Regions from separate parts of the Homo sapiens genome. Here region 1 is linked to region 2. A link is an interaction called in ENCODE POLR2A ChIA-PET data of the cell type or tissue named here. Cell type or tissue: MCF 10A. All regions are shown on one strand. Each heading gives the region's core, and the rest is flanking DNA. Links, peaks and the distances in the headings are about the cores only.

Region 1 (5,386 bases), core at 226-5,225, 100 kb before region 2:
ACATAGTATTGGAAGTCCTGGTCAGAGCAATCAGGCAAGAGAAAGAAATAAAAGACATACAAATAGGAAGAGAGGAAGTCAATTATCCCTGTTGGCAGATGACATGATTCTATATCTGGAAAACCCCAGAGTCGCTGACCAAAATCTCCTTGATCTGGTAAACAACTTGAGCAAAGTTTCAGGATACAAAATCAATGTACAAAATCACTAGCATTCCTATACACCAACGACAGCCAAGCGGAGAACCAAATCAAGAAGGCAATTCCATTCACAATTGCCACACAAAAAAATACCTAGAAATACAGTTAACCAGGGATGTGAAAGGTCTCTACAACAAGAATTACAGCGCTTCTCAAAGAAATCAGATGACACAAACAAATAGATAAACATTCCATGATCATAGATAGGAAGAATCAATATTGTTAAAATGACCATACTGCCCAAAGCAATGTACAGGTTCAGTGCTATTCCTATCACATTCCCAATAACATTCTTCACAGAATTAGATACAACTATTTTAAAATTCATATGGAACCAAAAAAGAGCCAGAATAGCCAAGGCAATGTTAAGCAAAAAGAGCAAAGCTGGAGGCATCACTTATCCAACTTCAAACTATGTTATAGGGCTGCAGTAACCAAAACAGCATGGTACTGGTACAAAAACAGACACATAGACCAATTAAACAGGATAGACGAGTCAGAAATAATGCCATATACCTACAACCATCTGATCTTCGACAAAGCTGGCAAAAGCAAACAATGGGGAAAGGACTCCTCATTCAGTAAATGGTGTTTAGATAACTGGTTAGCCACATACAGAAGAATGAAACTGGACCCTTACCTTATACCATATACAAAGGTCAACTCAAGATGGATTAAAGACTTAAATGTAAAACCTCAAACTATAAAAACTCTGGAAGATAACCTAGGAAATTCTATCTTGACTTAGGACTTGGCAAAGATTTTAGGATGAAGACATCGAAAACAATTGCAGCAAACACAAAAATTGAGAGATAGGCTCTAATTAAACTAAAGAGCTTCTGCACATCAAAAGAAACCATTAACAAAGTAGAGAGAAAACCTACAGAATGGGAGAACATATTTGTAAACTATGCATCTGACAAAAGTCTGATATCCAGCCTCTATAAAGAACTTAAACAAATTTACAAGCTAAAAACAACTCCATTAAGAAGTGGGCAAAGGACATGAACACACACTTTTCAAAAGAAGACATACATGCATCTAACAAGCATATGAAAAAGTCCGATATCACTGATCACTAGAGAAATGCAAATCAAAACCACAATGAGATGCCAGCTCACACTATTCACAGTGGCCATTAGAAAAAGGCCAAAGAATAACAGATGCTGGCAAGTTTGGGGAGAAGAGGAAACACTTATACATTGCTGGTGGGGGTTCAGCCTCTATGGAAAGCAGTGTGGCAATTCCTCAAAGAATTTAAAACAGGATTACCATTTGACCCAGTAATCCCATTATTGGATACACACTCAAAGGAAAATAAATTGTTCTACCATAAAGACACATGCAGGCATATATTCATTGCAGTACTGTTCACAATAGAAAAGATGTAGAATCGCTTACAGTGAGCCGAGATTGCGCCACTGCACTCCAGCCTGGGCGACAGAGCAAGACTCCGTCTCAAAAAAGAGAAAGAAAAGATGTAGAATCAACCTAAATGCCCATCAGTGGTAGACTGGATAAAGTGGCACGTATACACCATGGAATACTATGCAGCCGTAAAAATGAATGAGATAATATCCTTTGCAGCAACATGGATAGAACTGCAGGCCATCATCCTAAGCAAACTAACACAGGAACAGAAAACCAAATACAGCATATTCTCACTTATAAGTGGGAACTAAATAATGAGAACTCAGGGATATTAGGGGGTGAACAACAGACACTGGGGCCTACTTGAGGGTGGAGAGTGGGAGGAGAGAGATGATCAAAAAAATACCTATCAGGTACTATGTTTATTACTAGGGATGATGAAATTATCTGTACATCAAACCACTGTGACATGCAGCTTACCTATATAACAAACCTGCACACATACCCCTGAACCTAAATAAAAGGTAATAATAAAAAGAGAAATTAAGGGATATAAGTAAGCATGATCTGATTCACATTACCATGAAGCTCTAGCTCCGTGAGTCTAGAGATCCTGGTTCCCACAAGGGAAATTCTTTCACCTGGGATCACAGAAAGCGTTCAACCTAATTTAAAACTACATCCCTGGTGGCCTAGTGGCTAAGAGAAACCAAATAAAAACAAAACTATAGCTGACACCTGGCATTGTGGCCTACCAGCAGGCAAAGAAAGGAATTGTCTATTGGGAAGGCTAATTTTGACCCTTTTCACCACTGAAGTGGTAAAATTACTGCCATATGAAAAGGCAGGGAGGAATACGTTTGGCACTTAGATGATCCACTGGGCCAGTGGGATATCTCTTGATAAAGTGACACCCAATCTCAATTGTAAACTGGCAAATGAAACAATAAAGGCTTGCTAACAAGGGGCTTTGACTACTCAAGGATGAAGGCCTGTGTCTTCCCAATAGCTAAGTCACCTAAATTATCAGAAGTGTTATCAGAAGGGGAGGAAATCTAGAAAGGATGGAAGAAGAGGAAGATGTATATTAGTTAAGGTCTTGAAACCTATTTCAGCAGGGAGGCAGAAGCTCATCCCCAGTAACTCTCCTCCTGTAAATTTTACTGGAAATTGCAACCAACCAGAACCCTGAAGAAGCAGTGACCAGATGGAGTATATTTAAAGTGAGAAGCAAGTGGACTAAGCTGTGTAAGTGATGGCTAGAGAAGATACTGTTGGTACCTTGCCCAGATTCCCTTTACTAAGGGAGTACACCCAGCCTCCAGCTGTTGGAGATGCTTGCTGCTCTAGTGGCTCACACCTGTACACTTCCTTGAAAGATTGTCCTTGGCAAAGGGGAGCTTGTTGGTTCAGAGATACATGGGAGATCACACTTCTCTCCCTCTGCCTGGGGCAGACCTGTAACTGACTGATGCAGTGGTGTAATAGCCCGGCATTCTTTTGTCTGGAAGGGATAACTTTTTGGTACTATTTATCCTCCAGCACTCTTTGTGGGATCGGGCTGAAGCTAGACTTCTCTGAAATCACATTTTTGCCTAGCCTTTTCTTATGCTCTAGCCAACATCCTTCATTTTCCTATGAGTTTCTCCTGAGGGTATTTCATCAATACGTCATTTACGCAGGAATCTCCATTTCAGGCTCTGCTTCTAAGGAACCTGACCTAAGACCTTTCGAGGCACTTGAGATTGTATTCCTCCATAAGCTTAGTTACCACCACTCCATTAGTTATCCAAAAATTTGCTGAAATTTCTCATACTCTGATGTTGTCTTTCTCATAATTTTTTTGTTTTTTAGAACTGATATCTTTTTATTCCTCTACTGACATTGTAGCACATTTTTTGGAGAGAATAGTTACATGCATATGGTCAATCTCATAAGGAAGTTTAAGTTGTCTGTATATAAGAATTTAGGTTTATTCTGTATTTTCTACTAAATATACCATTTCCACTAAAGATACGAAGGACTCCATTAAAAATTTTTTTTGATAAGAAGACAATGAAACAGTATTAAACAAGACTGTCAGAAATTCCAAGAATAGCATGTTGGGGTGAGGTCATCCATTTTGCTTTTGGTTTAGTGTTTTCAAAAACACATTTCATTTAATAGAGTGACATGTATGAAATGTCTACTTTGATCAGATTTACTAATCTCTAAAACACCAAATTCCAATACCTTTGTTAATGGGATAGAACTAGAGTTATAATTACAAACCTCGCTAAATTTTCACCAACTTTGTTTAATTTGTTATTGTTTTCTTAAAATGTTTAATTGCCATGGTCATATTTCTTGGCTTGCAACCAGTGTGTATGTGTATAAATATCTTTAATGATTATGTGATGTAGGTCAAAATGACTCGATGATGACCAGCCAAAAACCTACTTTGATTCTTAAAGAATGTTGTCTCCATTATTTGTAGGCCCATCCCTACTGCATTGTGTTGTATCTATTTGTGTATGTCTTATTTCCCCTACAGAGTTGAAGGCAAGAGCTATGGCTTATTCATCTTTCTATCTCCACAGTGTTTATTACTATTCGGATACATTGTAGATACTCAACTGGGTATTGGTTTAAAACAAAACAACACAAAACAAAAAACAAAATACTCAGCAAATATTTCTGTTTTGAGAAATTTCTTATAATCACCAATGACTTGCAAATTGGTTGTGGTATCTCTATCTTTAATCTCTTGCAGGCAAATAAATGTTTTCCCTTGGGTCTCCATACACATTCTTGTTGCAAATAAGACTGGATCAAGGATTGTGGCACAGCTGGTTTGAGAACCAGCTACCAACTCATAGCTCAATTGAAGTCATTCTTGGTGCAGCTGGCTGGCTCACAGTCACTCAGTTTCACTTTGCAGAGGTGCACACTATTTATGTTCTTCCTCTCACATCTGCAGAACTGCTTTTAGAGTCAATGAGAATTACAGGGTTTTAGCACACTGGAGAGGTTGTATAGGATTTTATTTTGTGCTTTTTTTTCTTTTATTGCCAGAGGACAGGATTAATATTCGGGTGATACACAAATAGTGTTATAGAATCCACATAATCAAATAACTTCACAGTTGGGAAGGACTTTAAAACTCACTTAGCTGAATGCTCACCAGCTCTATTTTAAGCCTAAGAAAGGTGATACTTAAAGACTTGAAGTTACTTGACTAGGTATAACTACTGTTGAATGTAGGATTAGTGATGTTATCTCAATGCAGGTGTACTTTAGGAAACTGATGCTCAGTTGTTAGACATACTAAAGATCGTAATGGATTTCTATTGTATTCAATATCTTAAAATCTCGGTTTATTGGAATATTAGAAGTTAGTATTGTTTGGTTAATTTTTGCTGTAATGTTAAGGGACAAAGCTTTTAGTATTGAAAATCATTCTAACATACATCAATGTATGCTCCTACTTTGGTATCCATGAGGCTATGGGGGCCATTTTAATCCTTAATCAGTAAATAATAGACTATCCTTGGTTTAGAATTGTTTGTGTGAGATTTGAATACATAGAATCCTGATCCCAGGACATACAGGAATACCTTTAGAGCAAATTCCTTATGTAAGTTTGTTTTAATGACTTAATTTGTCTGACAGAAAGTTGAAAAAGTTTAAAAAGTTTGGACTATTTGAAAGCTAGAGCTAAGTAGGTTCTGCTAATTTAACAGCTGTTCTAAAAAAAAAACCCGTTCTTTATTTAATTATTTATTTTAGAGATGGGGTCTCGCTCTGTTGCCTAGGCTGGAATATAGTGGTGTGCT
Region 2 (5,386 bases), core at 173-5,172:
TTTTCTTTTTTCTTTTTTTTTTTTTTAAAAAACCACCTACCTCCAAGCCTACTCTACATTGTTTGGTAAATTTCTGAGAAGGAAGTTCAAGGCTCTTTCAAAAAGGAAAACATAAAGTTAGGTTTTCTGCTGCTCTTGGCTTCTCAAGAATAAAGTCTGTGGCAAAAGTACAGAACCACCAAGGTTTGGAGTTGTCACTGCTGAGGATGGATGTGTGATATTTGAGGAGACAGTCTCAATGGGAGGAAAACAAGGCTACCCAGCTCAGTTGTTTATTTCCCTTTCTCTCAACCAATTTACTAAGAGAAGTGTCTGGATCCTCAGTATATTTGTCCTGTTGATTATTTTCCTTACAATGATGTTTCCAAAACATGATACTGTCACTTTTAATTTTCACCTCTCTCTTACCAGAGCCCTTCCACTCTATTCTGGGCACTAGCAAAGTCACTATCCCTGGGGCATAAACTTCTACTTGAATTGAATTGGCAACAGTTCAGGTATATGGAACCTCTGATTGTTGAGAAAATGTGTGCTTTTGTGTCATTCTCTCTAAAATCTTGTCCTTCTTGTGTCCAGAACATGGAAGAGCTATATTGTTAAAGTGACTTAGGTTTGCTGTTTTCCCTTTTTGTTTCCTTGCTTGAGAGTGTGGATACTGTTTGGACTGGAAGAACTCTCATTAGAGCTTGATTTGGGGGCTGGGCAGGGCTTGCTGGGGAAGCACTTATTTCCCTGTGAAGCTGGCCACCTTCCTGTTCAGAGTTCCCTTTTGGAATTTCTCTTTGACATACTCTTCTAACTTCTTCACTCCTGCTCTGGTTGGCAAGGCCCCATGAAATGTGAATATCCTGTGGGCTGCCCTTGTGTCTAGTCCTTGCCACTCTCTGCCACCCAGGTCCTATCAGGATCCAATCTCATGCCCCATAATAATGCTCCTTAGACGTGGTCTCATTTTCTTAGTTCTTCTGAAAGGACAGTTTAATCTGATAAGTAAATGTAAGGTAAGAAACTCTTGTAGATTTTAACAGCAGCCATCCAGAGACAGAGAATCTGCTATTGCTCTCTAAACTAACAGAGTATCTCCAAGAGGAAAATGGGGAGAGCTGGGGAGGGTATCCCACATTGAAGGAGCCTCCTTTGCCCACCCTGGCCTTGGGACTGCCCATAGCAGTTCCAGAACAGTGAAATTTAGACCTTGGGCTTGGGCTGCGTGTGGCTTTTTGTGTTCACTTGGGCCTCTAATGTCTGTATTTCATATCCCATTATCCTGAGCCTTGCAAGCATCAGCAGTTCTGTGGCTCTTCTGGTGAATGCTACTTGTGAATAAGCCTCTCAAATCACAAAATGGGAGGAACTTTCACTAAGGGAAAAAGCATGGGCAATATTTAGCCACTTCCCAAAGCCACTTGGAATATATGTTGATTTATTCTTAGGAAAAACAAGACTAGAACAAGAAGTTTATTGAACATTAAAATTATTTAAAAAGTTAATGAATAGCTGTTTATTAACATGCTTACCTCCTTCTTCACTTCTCCAAAAACAAAGGAGCGGTATTTATACCCCAGCAGGACTTGCTTGAATACAAGGAACGCCATCTAATGAAAATCCCATGCCGCAGGCTGAGCTGGAGGGAGCATCGTGAGTGGCTCAGACCCAGGCCTTCAAGGCAAGGGACAGACACCGTCTTACTTGGTTTGCGGTGGAATATCTGGAAAAAGCATTGGTTACATTTTTTGTAACCCTTGGCTAATGAGTCCCAGTCAGTGGAGGCTGAGCTAAACACCACACAGGCAGCAGACCATCAGCTCGCTTCTCATGAATGCAAAGAAGATGTCATGGAATCAGGTCTTATCTTTTCATGTAACCTGGCAGCTAATTTCTCCCTTAATTAGTTGTAACACCGTTTATGCAAAACAAAGGATTTTCTTATTTCCTTAAACAAAAATTGTGCTGGAATTCTAGAATTTATTTTCTAAGTATGTAATTAAGCACATTACAAAAAGACATAATTGCAGGTCAGAGATTTTCTAGTGGAGACTGTTACCCATGTTCTCAGGGTGTTGACAGGATACGCTTCATCTCCCTGGTCCTGCCCCCATGTTATAATAGCTAACAGTTTTTTGGTATTTTTAAGTTTGCAAAGAGTTTGGATATGCAGAATCTCATGTGGAGCTCCTTATTAGGATTAAAGGGGGAAGAAAAGAATCAGAGAGTAAAATTTTAGAATATTAATGCTTGGAGGCCTTTGGGGATCACTTAGTCTAGCATTTTCCAAATTGTAACCAGTAGAATACGAGTTCTAGAAAATGATATTTGAAAATAGAGTTCCAGCTGGGTGCGGTGGCTCATGCCTGTAATCCTAGCACTTTGGGAGGCCGAGGTGGGTGGATCACAAGGTCAGGAGTTTAAGATCAGCCTGGTAAACATGGTGAAACCCTGTCTCTATTAAAAATACAAAAATTAGCTGGGCATGGTGGCACGTGCCTGTAGTCCCAGCTACTTGGGAGGCTGAGGCAGGAGAATCACTGGAACCTGGGAGGCTGAGGTTGCAGTGAGCCAAGATCCCGCCACTGCACTCCAGCCTGGGTGAAAGAGTGAGACTTCATCTCAAAAAAAAAAAAAAAAAAAAAAGAAAAAAGAAAATAGGGTTCCAAAATGAAATGAGGTTGGGAAACCTGGGACACTGTTTCCCCTCCTGGAGATTTGCAGTTCATATTAACATATTATAGGCTTTGGGGATTCCCAAAATAAAAAAAAAAAAGTATTAAGTTTCTTTTAATGAAGCATTTCCTACTTTTATTTGATTATGCAGTATCTCCCCTCCCCTCATATATATATATATATTTAACATTTAAGGAAACCAAAGCCTTACAGTTACACGGTTAATTGGTGGCAAATCCTCGATTTCACAATTCTCGGGCTCCAGATTATTACATCACTTGCTAAGGTCTGTGAAGTACTCTGACTGTGACTCACAACCGAGGACTTGTGGAATAGTGACTGGGCCACGCGACTGCACTCTCTTAAGATTTTGGTTTGCCAAGTCATTCTGAATCTAATGATCTTTGGGTGATTCCCCAGACTGAGGAGGAAGCAACAGCAGCTGTGCATTGGGCCCACAGAAAGAATGGTTGAAGACTGCAGTGTATTTTGAGTTTCTGCTTTGGAGGGGAGGGTTGGTCCTGATGCCCACAGACGAATGGCCTCCTGGTTCCAATCAAGGCCAGCCCAAAGTAAGTCAGTGAAGAGGTGAAATGTGACTTCAGAAAAACTCTGCTCTTTTTTCATTTTACTATATAATCCTTGATATAAGTGTAACTACACTTTCACATCCTCAGTGCTTTTGATAAAAATTCTGCTCTGAGAGCTTTTATTCATATTACATTATAAGTGATTGATAACTACAGTTAAAGGTTAAAGTGTTTCCTATCCCACAGGGATTTCCATTCCACCCTAAACACTGTGCTAAAAAAAATAAAGCTCTAAGGGTGGGTCTCGAGGCGAGTGGTGAGGGAGAATTTTTTCCCCTACATGGGGACATAGGCTCTGAAAACCACATTGGATGGATACATATCCTTTTCATGCTTGAATAAAAAATATACATTTCTGGTCCAACCGAGTTTAATACACATCTTGACATTTTATTTTAATATTTCTAGTAAGATATCTTTTTTTTTGCAAGATGGAGTAGCCTTATTGAGTCCCTAGGGTACAATGTCACTTGATTCTTCACACATGAAGAATGTGGTTTCATTTTCTCAGTTCTCTGATAAGTAAATGTAAGGGTTCTCTCTCTTCTTTGAGGAGATAGGAGAACATGCTCAGTGCTGCATAGTACTATAGACTCATTAATTCCTTGACAGTGAGTAGCTGTCATATTCCAGACCTGGGGAAAGAGAGACACCTAGGTCATGGCTTCTGTCCTCAAAGAGATTACCTTCAAGAGGAAGCATTCATAAATTTATATAAACAGATAATAATAATTTGATAATTTCTATAATGGAGATCTATCCCAAGAATGTGGGAATAAATCTTCATGTTAAAATGTTTTGAGTTCTTTGACAAAGTCAAATCTGTCTGAAAAGTACTTTAATAGAACACAAATTTTATGCTAATTTTCAGGCCTTAAATCTAGGCCAAAGTCATGGGTAGTGCTTAACACATAAATAAGTTTCCTGTATGATGTGTGTGTGAGGTGAAAACCTTTTCACCCTTAACCTACTCCCCTCACTGCCATCATAAATGGTACAAGCTTTTAAGGTGACATTTGTGTTTAGTGTGGTCTGAAGGCCTTTGTTATTGGAGACAGGCAGCACACTAAGTTAGGGAAAACCTTGGATTTAAAAAATATTAAGAATTACTTGGACAGCCAGCAAATTCCTTAGTAACTTGCAATAGAAAAGAAAGGCTTAAAAAAAAAGAAAAAAAGGAAAATGTGGTCTTTAGGCCTTGACATCTCAATTAGCTTTTTCTAAAGCTAATCCACCCAACTAAGTTTACAACATATTGGTTAGGCACATCATCAGGAATTGAGATGGCAGGAATCATCTAAACTTGCTTAATCAGGGCCTTGTTGAATATCCCAGCAATGCAAAACCCTAGATGGCGGATGCAGGTGGTAACCAGTGTCCCTAGGAGTTGTGCAATGTGGAGACAGTATCCTGTCTATGAATGTCTTTGTTTACTCTGTGTCCCTCTTTTCTTACATCTGCCACATGTGAACTCATAGGGCATGAGTTCAAACAGTTGAATTCCAGAGCTATAAATGACGTGGATTCCCTCTGGGAAGCAGTATTGGAACAGTTTAACACCCAGTTTTTGAAACTGACATGTTTAGGTTTAAACCATGGCTCTGCCCTTTACTAGCTTGTGTGACCTATGAAATGGGGAGATTTATAACACTAACTTGTAATGAGATCATCTAGGCTAACCACTTAGCACCTGGCACAGTATAAATATACAAATACATGTTAATTGTTATTATAACCTTATCTCCTATCCCTCCATTTAAAAAGCAGCTTGGGACTCAGTAATGTGAAAAGATTTGTCTTACGTCTTTTGTGGCTAGTCAGTAACAGTCAGAATTAATTTAGTGTTGGCCTTAATTGAGCCATGTGATTTGCTCAATAGAATTTTATATTTTAAGCCACCTTTGAACAACCATATAGTAAGGGTCCATTTGATCTTTCTCCTTCAACTACTTTTCACACTTACACCATGACATTCTTTTTGCAAACATTTCAGTAGTTTTGGTATTGGGCTTTGAATTGGTAGCCTTAATATTCTGTTTTTCAAAGTCTGTTTTCTGTAAAGCTAAACCCACAGTGGACTGTGCTATTACTCTGCCCAGATTCCCTCAAATCCCTTTTACTGTTTATGTCTGTGA

The links. ChIA-PET counts read pairs that join two places held together with the same protein. Peaks named below come from ENCODE experiments on the same cell type or tissue, not always from the same donor. Only the 100,000 strongest peaks of a DNase experiment are listed, where the experiment ranks them.
Region 1: POLR2A ChIA-PET joins it to region 2 with 5 read pairs; 2 of 35 experiments call an interaction of 5 or more read pairs at or near these places.

Annotation. Positions count from the first base shown.
Region 1 is chr3:99,606,439-99,611,824 of GRCh38, reverse strand. No RefSeq gene overlaps it. Among named protein-coding and RNA genes, the nearest start is that of COL8A1, 29 kb to the left of the region's middle. In MCF 10A, for the core only: no CTCF peak of the experiment used is centred there; no DNase peak of the experiment used is centred there.
Region 2 is chr3:99,503,746-99,509,131 of GRCh38, reverse strand. All of the region lies in intron 1 of LOC105374007 (a long non-coding RNA gene), which reads left to right. It overlaps LOC105374005 (a long non-coding RNA gene), which reads left to right. Exons shown (of 5, transcript XR_007095985.1): 4 at 1,546-3,233. Among named protein-coding and RNA genes, the nearest start is that of COL8A1, 130 kb to the left of the region's middle. In MCF 10A, for the core only: no CTCF peak of the experiment used is centred there; DNase peaks (open chromatin) are centred at 2,971 and 4,681.